2 separate regions of the Mus musculus genome follow, and region 1 is linked to region 2. The links are chromatin loops, found by intact Hi-C in ENCODE. Cell type or tissue: heart. All regions are shown on one strand. Links, peaks and the distances in the headings refer to the core of each region. The heading gives the core; the rest is flanking DNA.

Region 1 (8,000 bases), core at 1-8,000, 73 kb before region 2:
CCCCATTTTCACAATCATAATGTGCTATAAATGTAGACTTGCTTTCAGTCTAAGCTGCTCTTGGAAAAAAATAAAATAAAATAAACGAAGCCACTGTGGGGAAACAGAGCAGCTAGATGCGCAGACAAAGCACTTTTCCAGGCTCCCTGCAGGATGCGGCATCTCCTGTCCAAGCTCACGGAAGGGATGGCTCCCCAAAGAAATGAGACAGCCTCACAATACACAAAGCAAACAAAACAGAGTTCACAGCACACACGAAGGCCAGCCCAATGTAACAGAAATCGTTGGGGAGACGAAATGTGTTGCTTTGAGAAAAAAAAAAAACAAACAAACCCAAAAGGGTGACGGGACCTCCTTGTCTGGCCCCCCCCACTGCATAGCTGTGCTCGGAGTTTGGTTCTTTAGTTAAATTAAAAAGCAAACAAACACAAAAACAAATTTAAAAGGAAGTTAACCTCTTTGTTATGTTCATGTTTAAAATTATAAAAATTCACACACACACACATACATACACACACACACCCTACACCCTCTAACTCTCCCTTGACCTCAAATTAAACAAACACACAGAGAACAACTCATATGAAGAAAGAACAACTGAATTTGTGCTGTGTTTGTAACACTCAAATCGAGAAAAAAATAAACATGTGGCCAACGAAATCCCACGATCACCATAAAATTAGTTCACATGAACCTACCAAATTCTAAATTATAGCTGAACACTAATAAACAGCTTACCTGGAATACAAGATGACAATTCACACACAGTTATCTAGTAATTAAAGTCTGTTTCTTTTTTTTTTGTTTTGTTTTTTACTAAAATAATTAAAAAAATCACAGTATTTTAAGAAATAAAACCCACGTGGGGATTTTAAGCACAATTTGTGTTCCTTTCTTTAAAACTCTTTTTTTTTCTCCATTCACCATCCTGTCCAGCAGTTCTCTCTACATTTAACCACAAGGGCCACAGGTAGTACAGACAAATGCAGAGAATTCCCTTGGTTAAGTCTGAGGTACTAGGAAACAGGTGACTGTTTTATGCAAAGCAGTTTTTTTTTGTTTGTTTTCTGTTTTGTTATTTTTTTTTCTCCCAAAGCGGCTGCAGTTAGGTCTTGAAAAAGCTTAAGGTATTAAAACTAGAAAAACGCACAGAAAGTTGTGCGCCCAAAAGTTGTTCCCCTAGGAGAAGTCTTCTGTGTCCGGGAGCCTCGGTTTCCACACACTGTCCGAGAGGGTCACGGAGACCACCGTGCCCACGGGAGGTACTTCCCAAACCGCAGCAGATGAAAATCTCCGTGGTGAAGATCCGGAAGGAAGGATGTCGTGACAGGAAAGGAGCCACATATTCCAACCATTTAAATAACTTTAATTTACATACTCACTCACACAGGTACCAGTGCTTTGAAAATAGATTGTTCAGTCCTAAAAGCAGCTTTGTTCTGTCTTCTTCTCTCCTCTGTCTGTCCCCTCCCTTCTCAGCCCACGCCGGCCCGCCCACATTTTCATCACGGTTCAAGTAAGGTTTGATAAGAATTTCACCAAACTCTTATTCGTTTTTGGCCTCTGCATCCTCCAGGAGAGATTTGTCGGCAGCCACTACACAGATGGTTACTGTTTCGCTCTTTAAGGGAAAGTCTATCCCAATTGGCTCATCGTCTTCCTTGGCCTCTATGGAGGGCAGCTGCATACTCTCCTCCACCATCTCCTTTGTATGGATTTCGTTCCTGCTCACTTGGTTGGTATCATGCAATGACCTGGAAAAGCAAACCAGCAGACATGCTGATAAGCCAGGTGTGGTGGCACAAGGCTCTCATTCCCGCAATTAAGTGGTGGAGGCGGGAGGCTCAGGAGTGGTGAGCATGCGCTCCTGTAGGCCCAGCCTAAGTTCAGACATCGTCATCTTTTCTGTGTGTGATTTCAGACAGAGTATCTCAGGACATTCCAAACACGCTAGGCTAGCGTCCCTACTAAGCACAACTCTCTCTGCCTCCCCAGAGCTGGGATTACAGACACACGGCATCATGCCCAGCTTACTAACCTGCACTCTGGGCATGGAGCTGAAACCCTAAGCATTTTATGATCTTCCTGGCTTCTCATGCTTTTTCTAATCAAATTAAACACTCATCTCTCTTTCCTCTCTGATCCTGAAAGTGCACTGAAGTTTCCTGTGAATGAATTCTGTGTGTATATTACTAAATTGCTGGTGACTTTCTATTTGTTATGTGTAGAGCTCTTTCTGATGACTGGGACCCCTAAAAATATCCAGTGTTTGTCCTGTGCTTTGATTATGCCATGTTTTGTTTCCAAATTAATATAACTGTCTCACACTCAGATCTGTCAGCTGAACTCAGAAGCTAAGGTATTGGCCAATAAGGATTAAGACAAAAGGAACAACTCTGATATTGAAGTTTTTTTTTTAGTCAAGTCTATTTTAATAAATCATTCAAACACACAAAAGCTAAAAACCTGCAGGCATCAACTGTGACTTGAGAAACTTAGTTATGTTCTCAGAGGTGTGGGCACTGCATGGCCATTATCTCATACAAACCACACATTCGTTCTCTTGTCTGGTGGACTAAGGAAGGGTTCTTTGTGCAAACGGACAATTCGATTTTCACAGTGGTTAGGTCAGAACCTGACAGGCATGCTCTCAGTTACTGGGAGGCGGGTATGGAATGGCGCTGTGTCTCTGAGGTAAGTCTTGGCATGCCCAGGGCCATTCACAGAAGTGGGCACACACAGAAGCCAGAGATTCAGACCACCATCCACATTTCTCTCAGAGAACGAGATCCAATTGCAAAGAAAAGGGACACACTACCTTTCAGTCTGGGGGCTTTGAATGTGACAGGATGGTCATTTTAAAAATTAACAAAGAAGGAGGAATCTGCTTTCTCAGTCTTCACTGCCTGCCCTCCATGCTCAGTAAGGTGATACCAGGTGGTGGGGGTAGGAGCTCTTTGTACTATTAGGGGACTCTTGCCTTCCTCCCACCCTCTCGCTTGGGACAAAGGTCTTCTTGGTGCCCAACTTACATGCCGTGTCTCAACACGTGTCTTTCCCACTCAGAGCCCTGTGAGAACGCCCGTCCACAGAATTCACATGGAAATCGCTTCTCTGTGTTCACACCAGGCCCCCGGTCTGCAAATCTCATCAGCTCTGCAAACAGAGAGAAAAGACCAGCATTTCCTTTGTGTTTCTGGAAATCTAGAGAGGATCAGTCAGCATTCACTGGAAAATATTTCCCGACTTACCTGGGAAGCTAAACCGGAAGCCATTGGCAGGTACTGCCAGACTCCCCACTGACTCTGGGCTTCTCTGAAGGACACTTCCAGAGTAGAGCTGAATAGGAGCTGTCCTGCTTCAGTCACTTATTATGCAACAAGTCTCCTTATTTATGCAACTTCTGCTATCATCAACAACCCAGGTTCCTTCTGGCCAGAAAAGGCTCCTTGGCTTACTCTAAGACCCTTTACATCTCTTTTCTAATTAACTCATCCCTTCTGCAGGGTCTGACCAAGGGCTTGACAGCTCGGCAGCTACTCAGTGTGAATTTGAAACAGGGCTATCTGCTCACTAAGAAGAAAATAGACCACAGAAAGCGCCCAACCTGGTTCTACAGAGTAGGCCACAGGACTTCTTCGTATTTCAAGTTAGGCCAAAGCATCACAACATGTGTACCTCCTTTGTCGGATGGATAGGAGCCCTGCAGAGACCCTCCTGGGTGGTACCCTAAGCAACGCTGAGGTTGGGCCGCCGGGAGCTTATATAAAAGCATGTCTGGGACATTGAGATGTCTCAGTAGATTAATGTTGCCTGCTCCCAGGCTCCATGACCGGAGTTTGATCCCTGGAGCCCACATAGTGGGAGACAAAAACCACCAACTCCTGCAAATTGTGCTTGGACCTCCACGTGTACAACTCTCTCACACATACGATAAATAAACACATGTAATAATAACTAATGATAAGAAAAGCAAGCATGTCCCCAGCCACTGACAGATCCTGGCCAACCGCCCAGTATTTATTTCTCAACCGGTGATATTCACAAGTACTGGGATACGCAGACATTTCTGAATGGGTCTGGTGTACACAGCAAATATTGGTCTAGCTGTTTTCTTCACTCCTGTGATGCTGCCACATGTGAGGGGCCTTATACACATGGATTGGCTAGCGAATTGTTTATAAGCCACACCTCCTGGCAAGCTCAAAGATGAGGGTTTACGTGGCCTTTGTGCTGTCCTTAGTCCTAAGCCCAGATGTCTTTCATTAGCCCACTGAGGGCCAAGTCTTCACACGGATAGTAAGTAGCAGACTACACAGTTCTGAAAAAAGGGTGGAGCTTGGGGAAACGTGATCATTTTCATCTCTGATTACCGTGGGCCCCTCAGCAGATTAGACGTCACAGGAAGACAACTTCTGATTGAAATGCCCCATATTTCATGAAATCTTCCAGACATTAGCTAGGACTCTGGGATGCCTTCATCCACTTCACAAGAAAGCTACGTGAACAGGGCCAGTTCTCACAAAAGACAAGGCATTCTCTCACAAATTAAGAAGATCACCACACAAGCCATTAAAAATAATTGCACAGACTATCTTCCTTGATTCTTTTCACTGGAAATGACACAGCGCCATCTGGTCTGCGCATTAATTCCTTAGCAGGGATTATCTTGGGCAAGAAATCAACAGAATGCCTTCCTGACTCCTCCTAGTTGCATAATGAGAGGGGGCAGGGTGGGCGGCGTTCTGCTTGGGTTCCTTTCAATTTCTTCGTGCGTGCGTGGCTTCTCTCTGAAATTCCCAGGCTGATCTTGCTGTGTGTCTATTCTGAGTACAGTCCTCAGCTCTCATGTCTGGGAAGGAACTGGGGAACAGGAAGGCCATGAACTCCCCAACCAAAGGTGTCTATATGAACGTCCAAATGATTCACAAGGAGAATGGAGCTGGTACTTGATCCTCTGCCCTCAGGAAACATGAAGCCGGTCATCTATTGTCTCCAAGGGCACATGCTAAGCTTCATCCTCACAGAAGAAGCCAGTCTACCTGTCACATCTCAAATCACTCTCCCTCAGCCTGAGAGCTGAGCTAATAGCCCCTCGTGCACTCTGCCAGAAGCCAGGATGTCTGGCAAAAACACCCCAGGCTATTGTTGGCCCTGTCTTCTTGGCAACAATCTACTGAGGTGGTGGAAGATTGATTCTAGGTTGTTTCCAAAGAGAAGGAGATAGGACAAAGGGAACCGTTCTTGCAAGGATGTGTGACAGGGAAGGGACAGTTTCAGCTTGCAATTCCCAAGGTACTCAAGTCAGTCCCTCATACACAACTTGTCTACCCAAGGAGGAGTTTTTCTTCTTTTGTTTAGGTCTCTGGATGTAGACATGACACTTTCAGAGGGAAGTAGAAGCCAGGCTGTTCGCCCTAATTCCATCTCGTGTGAAGCCGAAAGCCCAGTGGATAGACTGAGATCAAGCTGGACAAGCAGGAAGATGTGCTTGCTACCTCACATATTTCAGACGCGGTGTTTTCTCATGGCCTAAGCTTGTTTTATTTGTTTTGGGGGAGAGCATTGGGAAATGGAGGGCTCTGGAATGCTGATGGCTTCAGAAATAGCCTAGGCGTAGCCTTAGACATGAAGAAAGTCAAAATATCCAAGAAGGAATCTTTTATCTCATCAAGAGGGACAAGCAGAGCCCGAGTACCAGGAAGAAAAAGAAGCTTTTGTAGACTCACTCAGAAGCATCCTGTCTCCCTCTCCCTGAGGACAGCCAAAACAGTGAAGAGATGTTAAGGATTTGTTGTGAAGAACATATTTGTTAAAAGGTTAAAAAAAAAAGAAGGAAAGAAGGAAGGAAGGAAGGAAGGAAGGAAGGAAGGAAGGAAGGAAGGAAGGAAGGAAGGAAGGAAGGAAGGAAGGAAAAGAAATAAGGCATACTTCTGAGATCACAAGCATTTCCCTTATAAGAAATGGCCCTGAGTCAACCTACAGGAGAGGCTTTTGTTTTATGCAGTCTTGCAGGTTGACCACAGCAAGCAGCTTTTGACAAGTTAGCACGTTTTGGCTGTAAGCCTTGGCTCTCTATGTTAGTTGGAGATTGAAGGACCCAACTAGATCCCTTGATTATCACAGTGGGAGGGTAGGGACAAAAAAAACCACAGAAGAAAATGGCCTCAGGAAGACCTGCTCAGGTCTGCTAGATATTCTGCCATGGGGCCTTAGTCTAGCCCAAGGGCTAGTGCATTTCATGACTAGCGTCTCTTTAAAAAAAGAACACGTTAGCACTCTAAGGGGTTGAAGATGTGTGTAGTGTTAAGAGATCTGCTCTGGAACAACAAGACTGAGATTTACCCTTCAGTGGGTTTATTATCTATCTTCTTACCTTACTTTAGATAGGTTTTAAGTTTGTCAGAACTCTTATTTATTAGGTCCATGTCTTGGATGCCATGCCATTTAATTAATGTTTTTGGCACTCTTAAAATCCACGGCCTCTCACACCACAGGCAAGAATTTTATCACTGAGTTACATCTACCCTTCGCTTTCCATTGTAACGTCAAGGTAACTAGAAAAGACCCCATATAGCCATAACAACCTAGAGTGAACACGATAAGAAGTTCGAGGCACTCCATTCCGTGACTTTAAGATACTTAAGGAAAGACAAGGTCACCAAAACAGCTTGACAGTAACCTAGAATCAGTTTCATGGAGCAATGGAATAGGAACACTCTCTCAGTCAATTGAGCTTTGAGAAAGTTGCCAATATCACTATCAGGCACCACAGGCAGAAGAAAGAAACTAGATCCTGACCTCCCAGATGGAAAAACAATCAACTCCAAATCAGTAAGAGATTGAAACATAGGTCCTAAAACCACAAAAGTTGCTGGAGGAAAACTCGGGGGAAATCTCCAGGACACCGGTTGTCCATGATTTTCTCTTTAAAGTTTTTTACATGACCCCCCAAATCACATGTAACGGAAGAAAAAAATAGGCAAATGCTAGCTGAATCCAGCTGGAAAGTTTCTGTTCTGCCAAGGAAACGTCAGAAAGAAAAGGCAAGCCACAGAAGAGGAGGAGAATCTGTAGACCACACACTGGTCACAGGGTCAGCATCCGGGTCCTATGAAGAAGTCAACCAACTCAGTCAATAATTGAGTGAACAATTTCCCCAATTAAGAAATGGACACAGGCTCTGTATAAGCATGTCTCAGAAGATAAGCAAACAGACATCAGCAATATAATGGCACTCCACATCCTGAACAAGGGGGGAATGCAAATTCCAACCTTAAGTACTGCCCCATAGCAGTTAGAGTGTCCATTACCTAAAGGAGGAAAGAGAACAAGTGTTGGGGAAGGTAAAGAAAGAACAATGCTGTGGACTAGTAGCAAATTTGGGCAGCCATTATGGAATACTGTATGTAAGTTTCTCAGCAATCTCACTGCTGAGTCAACACACAAAGACAATGAAATGAATGAAGGGAATATCACCAAGAGATGTCCAGGGTTCATCTCAGCATTATTCACAACAGCAAAGACATAGAACTCATTTGAGTGGCCAGTTGTCGATGAAGGGATACAGAAAACATGACATGATGCCCACTGGCATATCATTTATACCATTCCACTTTAAGACAAGAACTCCTGTCATTTGTGACAACATGGATGAGGATTATATGTTGAAGGAAATGAACCAGGCATAAATGCAAATACCAATTTATTTCACTCCATGTGAAGCCTCAGTCAAATTCAGTGATTCAGACTGTGGAATGGACATTTTTGTTGGAGTGGACATTTCCAAAGCCCAAGGTTGGGGTCCTGGGGACATACTGCTCAAAGGACATTAAATTTCAGGCAGATAGGAAGAATGAGTGAGTTTAGGAGATCAATTGTGTGGCGTGATGACTATAACCAATAATGCTACTGCAGTTTTAAATTGCTCAGTTGATTAAGATCTTATTCCCTAAGATAAGTGAGGAAAAAATGTTAACTAACTTCATTTGGCCATTCTG
Region 2 (9,013 bases), core at 1-8,000:
GCATGGTGAGGAAAGGACAAAAGGGACACTGGAATCTATTCATGAACCTTCGAAATGGAATCCCCTTGGTCTCTAACAGCTTGTTGCCATCAGAGCCCATGAGCTGCTCTGCAGACAGTCCTGACGCCTGGTGATCCAGAACACTTAAACCATTCTCACTGTCTACCTCATTTAAGTCCTCATCAGAGCTAGAGTCATTTAGCATGCTGTTAGTGTCCAGGTCAGCAGATGAATTCGTCATGTCAGACATTCCGTAACGGGACCTCTCCGTCAAGTTCACAAGGCCAGAATTATGAGGTGACTTCGGCTTCATCTGAGGGTAAGACATAGAAGAAGAAAACTTGGAAGTTGAAGAAGAATTAGGTCTCATGATGGAGTTGCCCATGGAGCCCCTGAAATTGGAGACGTTAGCGTTGGGCATCTCCCGGCTCGCAGCATTCATGGACAGGTAGGTGGAGTTGGAGGTGGGGCTGGGTTCATTATCATTCTGCGCTTCAGAGACATTAGGCCCTTCTTGCTGCCGGATGCTAGAAAGGATCTTGACCATACTGCGGTGTTTCTTCATCATGTGATCGCACCAGCGTTCTCTGCGGGGGGTCTGGTAGCTACACCACTCACAACAAAAGTTGCCCCGAGACTTGGTCAAAGGCTTGACCATAGATTCTAAGATGCTGCGCTCAACAACCTCTGCCGGCAGTTCCTTGCAGGGGTCCTGCAGTGACACAGGTGGAACCAGAGGGTCTGGCAGTGGAGCAGGGGCAGGTGGTGGCGCTGTGGACTCCTTCAGACTGTTTTTGTGGTACATCTTCTGATGCTTAATTATCCTTGCCCTCCGAGGTGATTTGTATGTGCAAAACTGGCAAGAAAAGACCTTTCCAAATCCTTCGTGCATCATGATATTATAATTTAAGGATCCTGGGACAGGAGGTCCTGTGGGACTCTCTTCAGCTTGAGCTCCATGGACCTTCCTAGTATGTTCTATGAGGAGATTTTTTGACCTGAAGTAGCGTACGCAGAACTTGCACTGAAAAAATTTGTTGGTTGGTTTGGGATTAGGGGTAATATGCTGACCGTAATATCCTGGACTGTGGCCATAGTAACCTCCGCTCCCCAACGCAGTTGCACTTTGACCTGCAGAGAATATGTAAGAAGATTGAAATGAGAAAAGTAAAGCGAAAGAGAATATGAAATTCAAACACACAAAACAGCACCATCATTTCAGTTACTCTCGAATAAGCATCACATTCAACAGGCATGATGACTGGAGATGCACTGAAGGCTGCTCACACAGTGCTAATAATGAAGATATCATAGACTGTTTTGGATACAGAATAAAGACTAGTTTCATCAACTGTAAGATTTGTTCTAGAACTTTCTGAGACATTTTGTTTTCAACATTAGAAGAGGAACACACAGGGCCACTAAAAGGACAATAGCCTAAGATAACTAAGAGAAAAATGATGCCTAAGTAGGGAAAATGCCTTGCAGGGAGTAAGAAAGTTCAGAAACCTAACATAAGACCTATGGTTAATGATGGTGATGGTGATGATGATGATGATATGATGACAAGCTTTCTCAGACATATGAGTTTAGGGTAGGATTACCTGGTAAATCCTCTGCAATCACAAACTCATCCTTTATAGAAGAGAACTCCACCTCTGTCTGATTACTAGCATTCATGGACCCAGATAGTGGCTCGTCATCATTGTCCTCGGCAACATCAGTTGGCTGTAAGAATGCCGTGTGGACATCCTGGATGTGTGCCTTGAGATCTTCGTAAGATGGGGCTCGGAAGTCACAGCCATCGCACTGAAGCACCTCCATGATCGGGGGCTACCCTCTCACATCAGGAACCTGAGGCAGAGATTAGAACACAGCATTGTGAGGATCGCACTCACCACAAACACAAAGAGGCAACAGATCTTCTCATGGAATGAACTCAAACATCACTACCTTTCGCCTGCTCCTCTTTGCCAACTCGAACACCGGACAAGGAGAGGCAATCAGACATAATAGAGACAAAGTCCTTGACTTCCTAACTTCAAAGGAAAGAAAACTCAGATAAATGTTTTCTGCTTTGATAGATCTTCAAATGCCATCTGTCAAGGAAACATTAATACTTCAAAAGTTGGTACCGTTTTTGAGTGTCTCCACCACATTCAGAATTCTAGATAACTTACTATTGATTCTGACTTCTCCTTAGACTTTTTCTTTTTGAACTAGAGTCTTCTTAGTGGGAAAGAGGACATCCATCTTCATTGAAGGGCAAGAACATTTTAATTTCTTTTATCCATTTCCATATTATTACATGAGTGTTTTAACACCAAATGGTAGAATAGAATTGACTCTTGGAAATGGCTGTGGCTTTTGGTATTGCTTTTATTATTTTAATATCTTTATTGATACTAGGGTTCACATTTTTTCTTTCCCCAAGTAGTGTGGTTTCCCCTCCCCCTCCCAATGAAGTGAGTGGTTATTTGCTCTTTTACTACCTACCAATTAAAACTTAACAGCTTCTCCAGTCTAATTAGGTCATAAAATATTTCTCATGAGATTTCCAAGCAACCAACTTTTAGATGACAATTCAGTTTCTGGTTTAAGATTGTACCTTGGCATGTCCATTTACATGAAGACCACAGAATCTAGTAGTTCTGTAAAGGGGCTCCTGAGTCAGAGCTGTCCCTCTCCATCCCTCTCACTTTTATAACCATGAAATTTAGACTTGGATATAAAACAACAGCAGCCAAAAATCAACCTGTGAACTTGGTGTGGAACAAGGCAGAGCAGAGCTCATCTCCCTTACTCTGTAATTCACTGTGAGACTGAAACCTACGGGAAGCTTCACGCTAGCTCAAGGCAGAGTCTCACCACAAAGTGACGAGAATATTGGGAAGGTGGAGTCCTTCCTAGCTTAGTGTATATCCTGTAAGGAGATACCCAGTTATTATCTCAGTGAATAAGTTACTTCACAGAGAACATCACAAGCCCTACTAAGTCACTGTACTGTAATCTAGAACCAAATGTCTTAAGAATTCAGGTTGCAGCCAGATCTTTTTTAATGGTGCAGTTTTCTATGCCTCTCTTACAAAAGATAATGTGATTTCTGCTGGAGGAACAAAGTCCAGCAATGATGTGTCAGTGGAGTGCAAGAAGCCATGGCAGGAGGATTTTCTATGAAAGAATGCTCCTGCCCGGAGCCTGCTAAAATAAGTACTGGCCAAGTCCAGCTCTGGACAGGGCTTTGCAGAGTGAGACACAGATATTTTACCTCCTCTTCTTTCACCCAACAATTTATCCTATTTCAATAAACATTGAACTGGACACCAGAGTCCTTTCAGCTAACTAAGTCTCAATATTCCAGATACACAAGCTTTTATGTCAGAGCACCAGCCCAAATTGTGTGGAAGAGGTTGCTATCAGCTCTGGATCAAATTACAGCAGTCACTGAGCCCCACCCCACTTCTCCTTTCGCACAGTCCATTAGACCTGAAAACAAATTTTTCCATGGTGCAGACGACTCCTGCATTTAGAACACTTCACAGAAAAAAGCAGATCACCCAATGCGCACTCCCCATCCCCCAAGCTTAGTCCTTTCATCTCAGCCAAGCAAGCCACAGCCCTGCCGAATGTGTTTATCACACTTTCAGGAGATAGGAGCTCCTGCGTCACTGAAGCTCTAAGACTCACTAAGCTGCCCTAGTCCTCTGAGCTGTAGGAGCAGCCATTTTAGCTCAGAGCCTCTCCTCCGTGCACAACATGGCTTCGCTTGGATTTTGCTAGGCTGACAATCACAAGTGAACGCTACGAGGGCAGGCTGGGCTCCTCCTAAGCTCTGCTCTTCCCAACAAAGAATTAACTGTTTTCATTTCTTCTCGAAAAGCAGCACCTTTCTCCTCCTCAAATGTCATTCACCAAAGATCTCCAAAGGTTCTTTTATCCCATGATTGATAGGCTGGTTCGTTAGTCCCAGCAGAGTACTGGTTAAATCAGGACGCCCCTGGACCAGAGCCTGTCCTGCAGCAGGATTTGGGGGTGTCCTGGAGAGGGGACCTCCAGAATGCCTTGGTTTCTTGGGAGTCGTCCTTCCACACACAGAAGACATACCATCCGAGGCTGCTAGCCAGATTCCAAAGTCTAATGACCTTTGTTAATCACCAGCCAGTCTGTCTGCATCAGCAGACCCTGCCAAAAGACACACCCTTCCACACAAAGGCTGTAGCTATTCCTTTTAAAGGAGGTTCTGTGAAAGCTCCATTGTGTAGCTCAGAGGAAAACAAAATCCCTTCCCTTCAAAACCTCAAGCCTTTAGAAATAATGCAACAAAAGGCTTTCTGCTGTGTCTCTTTTGGAGACTTTGAGCCTGGTTTGCACAAAACATCCACAAAAATGGCCCCGCTTGCACAAGGAGAGCAGAGCATTGAGGCAGTCCACCTGGAGATGGAGTCCATCTTCCATACACTTCTCTAATATCTTGGTGTCTTCTGAAACTGTTCTCTATGAAGGATGCTAACCCCATCACATGCAAACACTAACAGTCTCCTTGTTCTGCTACAAAGGAGATTAAAGGGTTATGAGATCAGAAGGAGGAGGGGGAAAGAGCCACTGATTTGGAAAAAGGAGAGATGATGAAAGTGATTTTCTAATGGGTTCTAGCTTTAATGTTGTTGCAGTCTTTACCTCAAAAATAGCTCAGAGCCTTAGAAGAGGTTAATCTCCAGGCAGCTGATACAACCAGTGGCAGGAAGAGCGGAGTGGCCTTCAATTTGATGTCTGTACCAATACTGAAATGGGAATGGAGACTTACTTTGAAAGCCATTTTGTCTTTGTGTACACGGCTCTCCTGAAGACGCTGACGGAAGAAAACAGAAATTGCTGGCATAGCCCAAACAATCCAAGAAACTTGATATATTTATGAGACCACAAAAGTACACACAGGTAATAAGCAAGAGCAGGAAAATAGGGAGTAGAAATGATCCCCACTAAGCAAACTGGACCTCAGGGTGACCCATTCATCTGTCAATCAGAAAGTGTTTCTGGAGCACGGTGTAGTCCTCCAAGAAGCCAAAACACAGGGAGGGAAATAAAAAAAAAAGATGGGGCATTAAACTTGTATGTTTGACTGCTTCATTGACGCAGAGGAGCAACAGTTGTAAAAGGCTAACCTAGAGAGGGTCTGCAGTGAGATTATGATTGAAAGCGAACAGCCTCGTTCTCGTATTTACCTCATTTAATAACACCCGTGATTAGGAGATTTAACCACCTTTTCCTCACAGAATCAGCACAACCAAGAGGACAAATGCAAGTTTCTGAACTGAAAAAGAAATGTTATTTCTAAAGGTCAGGAGATCAATGTAGAAACCAAACAGACATCCTTCCCTCCCACTACCTGTCCCTCCCAGGGCCATAGCTGCAGGTTCCTCAAGGCCAGATATGCTTCCTTCAGGTAAACCCCACTTCTAACACCATGGCTGATGACAGTTGGGAACTGACTAGACTTCACTCTAAACTAACCTTCACCTTAAGTGAGCAGTGCTCTGAACAGGAAACTCTTAAACCATCCTAACTCTTCCTCAAACTATGCTTAATGAAGGGCTTCTTTCCTTCATATTTAAAGTCTATGAGTTCAAAGTATAGTGTTTGCAGGAACAGCTCCCAGGCCCATTGTCTATGTTTAGCAATGGCTTAAAGACATACTTAGAGAGAGTCCACAGTCCATGCTAGAGATCTGAAAACACACCGGCTGAGGAGAGGGGCAGAGTGGGCACAACTGCATGCTCTCACTCTCATCACCAATTTCCACTAAGCTCGTTGCCCACACACTGGTGCTGGGAACTCCAGGGTCCATTGCATCCTGAGTTTCCTTTTGGGGGGAAGAAAGCATCAAAACATGTCTTTGCTGTGTATCCTCGCAAGCTCACGTGACACTGGAGAGGGGAGGTGTTCTTGTCGCTTCACAGCCTTCTCACAAGCCTGCTGCTTTCAACCCTTGTCCAGGTCAGCTTGGCAAACACTACTCTTCTAGCCTGATGGCCTGGAGCAGAAGGGGGTCCTCGAGGCAAAGTCCAAGTGTCTCCAGGAAGTGACCAAACAAAAACACCCAGGCCCTGCCCGTCTAATCTGTGCTCTGACCACAGGGCTGCAGATCAGAAATGAAGCTGTGAAGGCCCACAGCCACGTGATTAAGTAGCAACTAATTATAACTTTTAAAGCCTCTGAGAACTAGATCCAGATAGAGCAGAAGGTGCTTCTCCTCTGTCCACTCCAGAAACCTACTTTCATTTATAAGACATGAAAGATCCCCAGATGTCCTCAGTCACAATTCTCAGGAAGGGCTTGAGTTATCACGTGCTGTTTGTTCTTCATGTTTGTCTTACTTTCCTTTGAGTGGGAATACGAATTATCCAAGAAGAAGGGTAACAGAATGAATGCATACATGTTACAACTGCCTGACCAGAAATACACAGAAACCTAACCACCATCCTGAAAAACTGTATTTACAGGTCACGGGCTATTCATACAATGAGGTCAACAGGTTAGGGGATGTATTAGGCTGTTCTTTCTAGTAACAAATCCAGAACCTCAGAATACAATGTAGAAGTCAAATATTAACTGATAAACTTATAAATTCAGGGTTGTTATTCTTGGCAAAGAGGAGTGTTTTCTATCGCTACTAATCATTTGTTCTTGTCATGGCCAAAGTGAAAGTTCTACTCATTTAGAATCATTTAAAGACTCTTTCTCAACAGCACTTAATTGGGAATATGAGGTGGTATCCCAGAACCAGCAGTGAGAGGATGCAACTACAAATATAAATATAGACCAATTATGTAAGCACGATATCTACTATATATACATATGTATACACACACATATATAAGTTGTGTATGTGAGCATGAATATGTGAACTAGCTAATTCTGTTGATTTAACTTGATATCTTATAGAGTCCTGGATGTCCAAGTCTGGCAAGACCTAGGACAGTCTTGTTCTGAGCATTCTCACGTTAGTTAAGGAAACAACAACAAAGGATTCCTACACCAAGCTACCTTTATTGATCCCACAGCACTTGGTAGTAGTATAGATCGTGGCTCAGCATGTGGTGTCTTCAAATGTCCTATCAAATGTTTATACAGTTTGCTACATGATCTAAGCAGGGCTGTGTGCTCTTGGCAATTTACCACATTAACAAAAGGTTTAACTTATCAGGGAGGATAAATAATTAAGGAATTGAGAAGAGAGACACAGCTGTTCTTCAAAAACAATTTTTCAGAAAAGAAAGGATTAATTTGCAGTCATGTAGGTAACCCGGCCATATGAAACTCAATTGAAATAGTAGCAGGGAAAGCCATGAGACCAAAGCCTGGCAATGCACGCAGCCTCCGTGGTGCAGGGTCAGTCTTATCCATCTCCAGGGCCTTAGACACGAGCACGAAGTCGAAAGCAAGCCATCTGTAGACTAATAACTCAGTCATCTTCCAGACAGGGATGCAAGTCTCCGAGTTAGCTCTGATTTTAGGATGGTTCTGCTGAACAAAGTTTTCAATGTTCTAGAGCATGCCAGAGTAACATTTCACAGCAAATATCTGTGGAGGTCATGATTCACATGAGATGAGCATCAAGAGCTGTCATTAAATAAGTGGCTAAAAAAATTGTCAGCTATGTATGCAAGAAATGATTCTGACTGGGTAACCTGTTATGAACGCGGGAAGTGAGTGTCTCCTACAAAAAGGTACAACAGACCTTGTAGAGAATTCAGGCATTCCTTTGCAATGATATAAGGCTAATTGAGGCCAACTAGCCAATAGGCAGTCTGCCAACACTCCTGTCCTTAGAAAAGGAAGCCTGTGATTTGAACAAGAAGATAAAAAGAGAGAAGGGACAAGAAAGGGAGGAAGCTGGGTGGAATCTCAGCAGCTTTAGGCTTCATTGTCTATGGAGGCAAACCTGTAGTTTACCAGATAACTCTTAATTCTGAGACGTGTCCAGACCATTTTCTTGAAATGCTGCTTTGAAACCAAATGAAGATGCTTCTCCAACACTAAAATTCTCTCCAAAAAAATAAAATTAAAAAATAAAAAAAAAATCAGAGCCTGGCTCATCATGTTCTTTAAAATAATGGGAACGTGTTCTTGGTGTCAAATAAGTAAATAAGTAAGAAGTAATCAGGGCAGAGGATTCCCTGAAATGCCATGGGCTCACGGGGAAGATTTTTGAAAACTTTGAACCCATTCTTACCCCCTGTATTTCAAACAAGAGAGAACTGATTTCTCTCTCCCAGAGCCAAATTTCACCCAAATGGCAGAGACAGGAAATCACTGTGTTCCTTTACAGACTCTTCAAAATGCTGGCTGGGTTTCTACAGGCACTTTCCACACTACAAGGACTCTCATTATAAAAATTGTAAAATTAAAGGGAAGTTGCAGATACGCTGCCGGGTCTTCATTACAGAGTTGATTGAGACGCAGAGTAAGCAGAACCTACAGTGCAAGCCACCGTCCACATCAGGAAAGACGAGAAACGAGCTCTGCCTCTTTCCTCATGGGCTCAGCAGCCCAACGGGTCTCGGACATTTAATGTAGCTTCACAGCCGAAACTACCCCTGGCTATTAAGACCCAGCCACACACAATGACATCAACTCTCCATTCAGAGTCTGGTGAATGAATCAGAAATCATCCTAATGTTTATCTCTTATTCAAAAACAACCATGATGATTGGCTGCTGACTTGGGGAGTAGTTAAGAAAGTTTTGTCTGAGGAACCTCTTTTATCTGGGGAAGGCCTACACTCCCAATCTAATCTCTTGGGAGATTTGTCCACTCCCTGTTTGTCCAAAAAGTTGGACAAGTTCATGTGTGTGACATGAATGGAACAGAGGACCATGAACAATAAAGACCACATTTTTCTCTTATATGTGGGAACGAAAGTTTATCTCAAAGAGACAGAGCCTGAGAAGAATAGTATTGGGGGGGGGCGGTTAATGGGTAGAATAGAGTTGCATGGATAGAATGCTTTTAT

What was found. Hi-C counts contacts between places; a loop is a spot of excess contacts. Peaks named below come from ENCODE experiments on the same cell type or tissue, not always from the same donor. Only the 100,000 strongest peaks of a DNase experiment are listed, where the experiment ranks them.
Region 1: it touches region 2 in a loop (2.1-fold over the local background); 2 of 42 quality-filtered maps call a loop at or near these places.

The regions. Positions count from the first base shown.
Region 1 is chr4:55,074,420-55,082,419 of GRCm38, reverse strand. Zfp462 (zinc finger protein 462) reads right to left here. Exons shown (of 13, transcript NM_172867.3): 12 at 3,033-3,156; 13 at 1-1,754. The coding sequence ends at 1,547. Among named protein-coding and RNA genes, the nearest start is that of Gm42289, 9.3 kb to the right of the region's middle. In heart, for the core only: no CTCF peak of the experiment used is centred there; DNase peaks (open chromatin) are centred at 4,279, 4,799 and 5,109; H3K27ac peaks cover 386 bases.
Region 2 is chr4:55,000,374-55,009,386 of GRCm38, reverse strand. Zfp462 (zinc finger protein 462) reads right to left here. Exons shown (of 13, transcript NM_172867.3): 2 at 1,605-1,854; 3 at 1-1,131. The coding sequence starts at 1,824. Among named protein-coding and RNA genes, the nearest start is that of Zfp462, 57 kb to the right of the region's middle. In heart, for the core only: no CTCF peak of the experiment used is centred there; DNase peaks (open chromatin) are centred at 3,596, 4,126, 6,086 and 7,816; H3K4me3 peaks cover 1,372 bases; H3K27ac peaks cover 3,783 bases.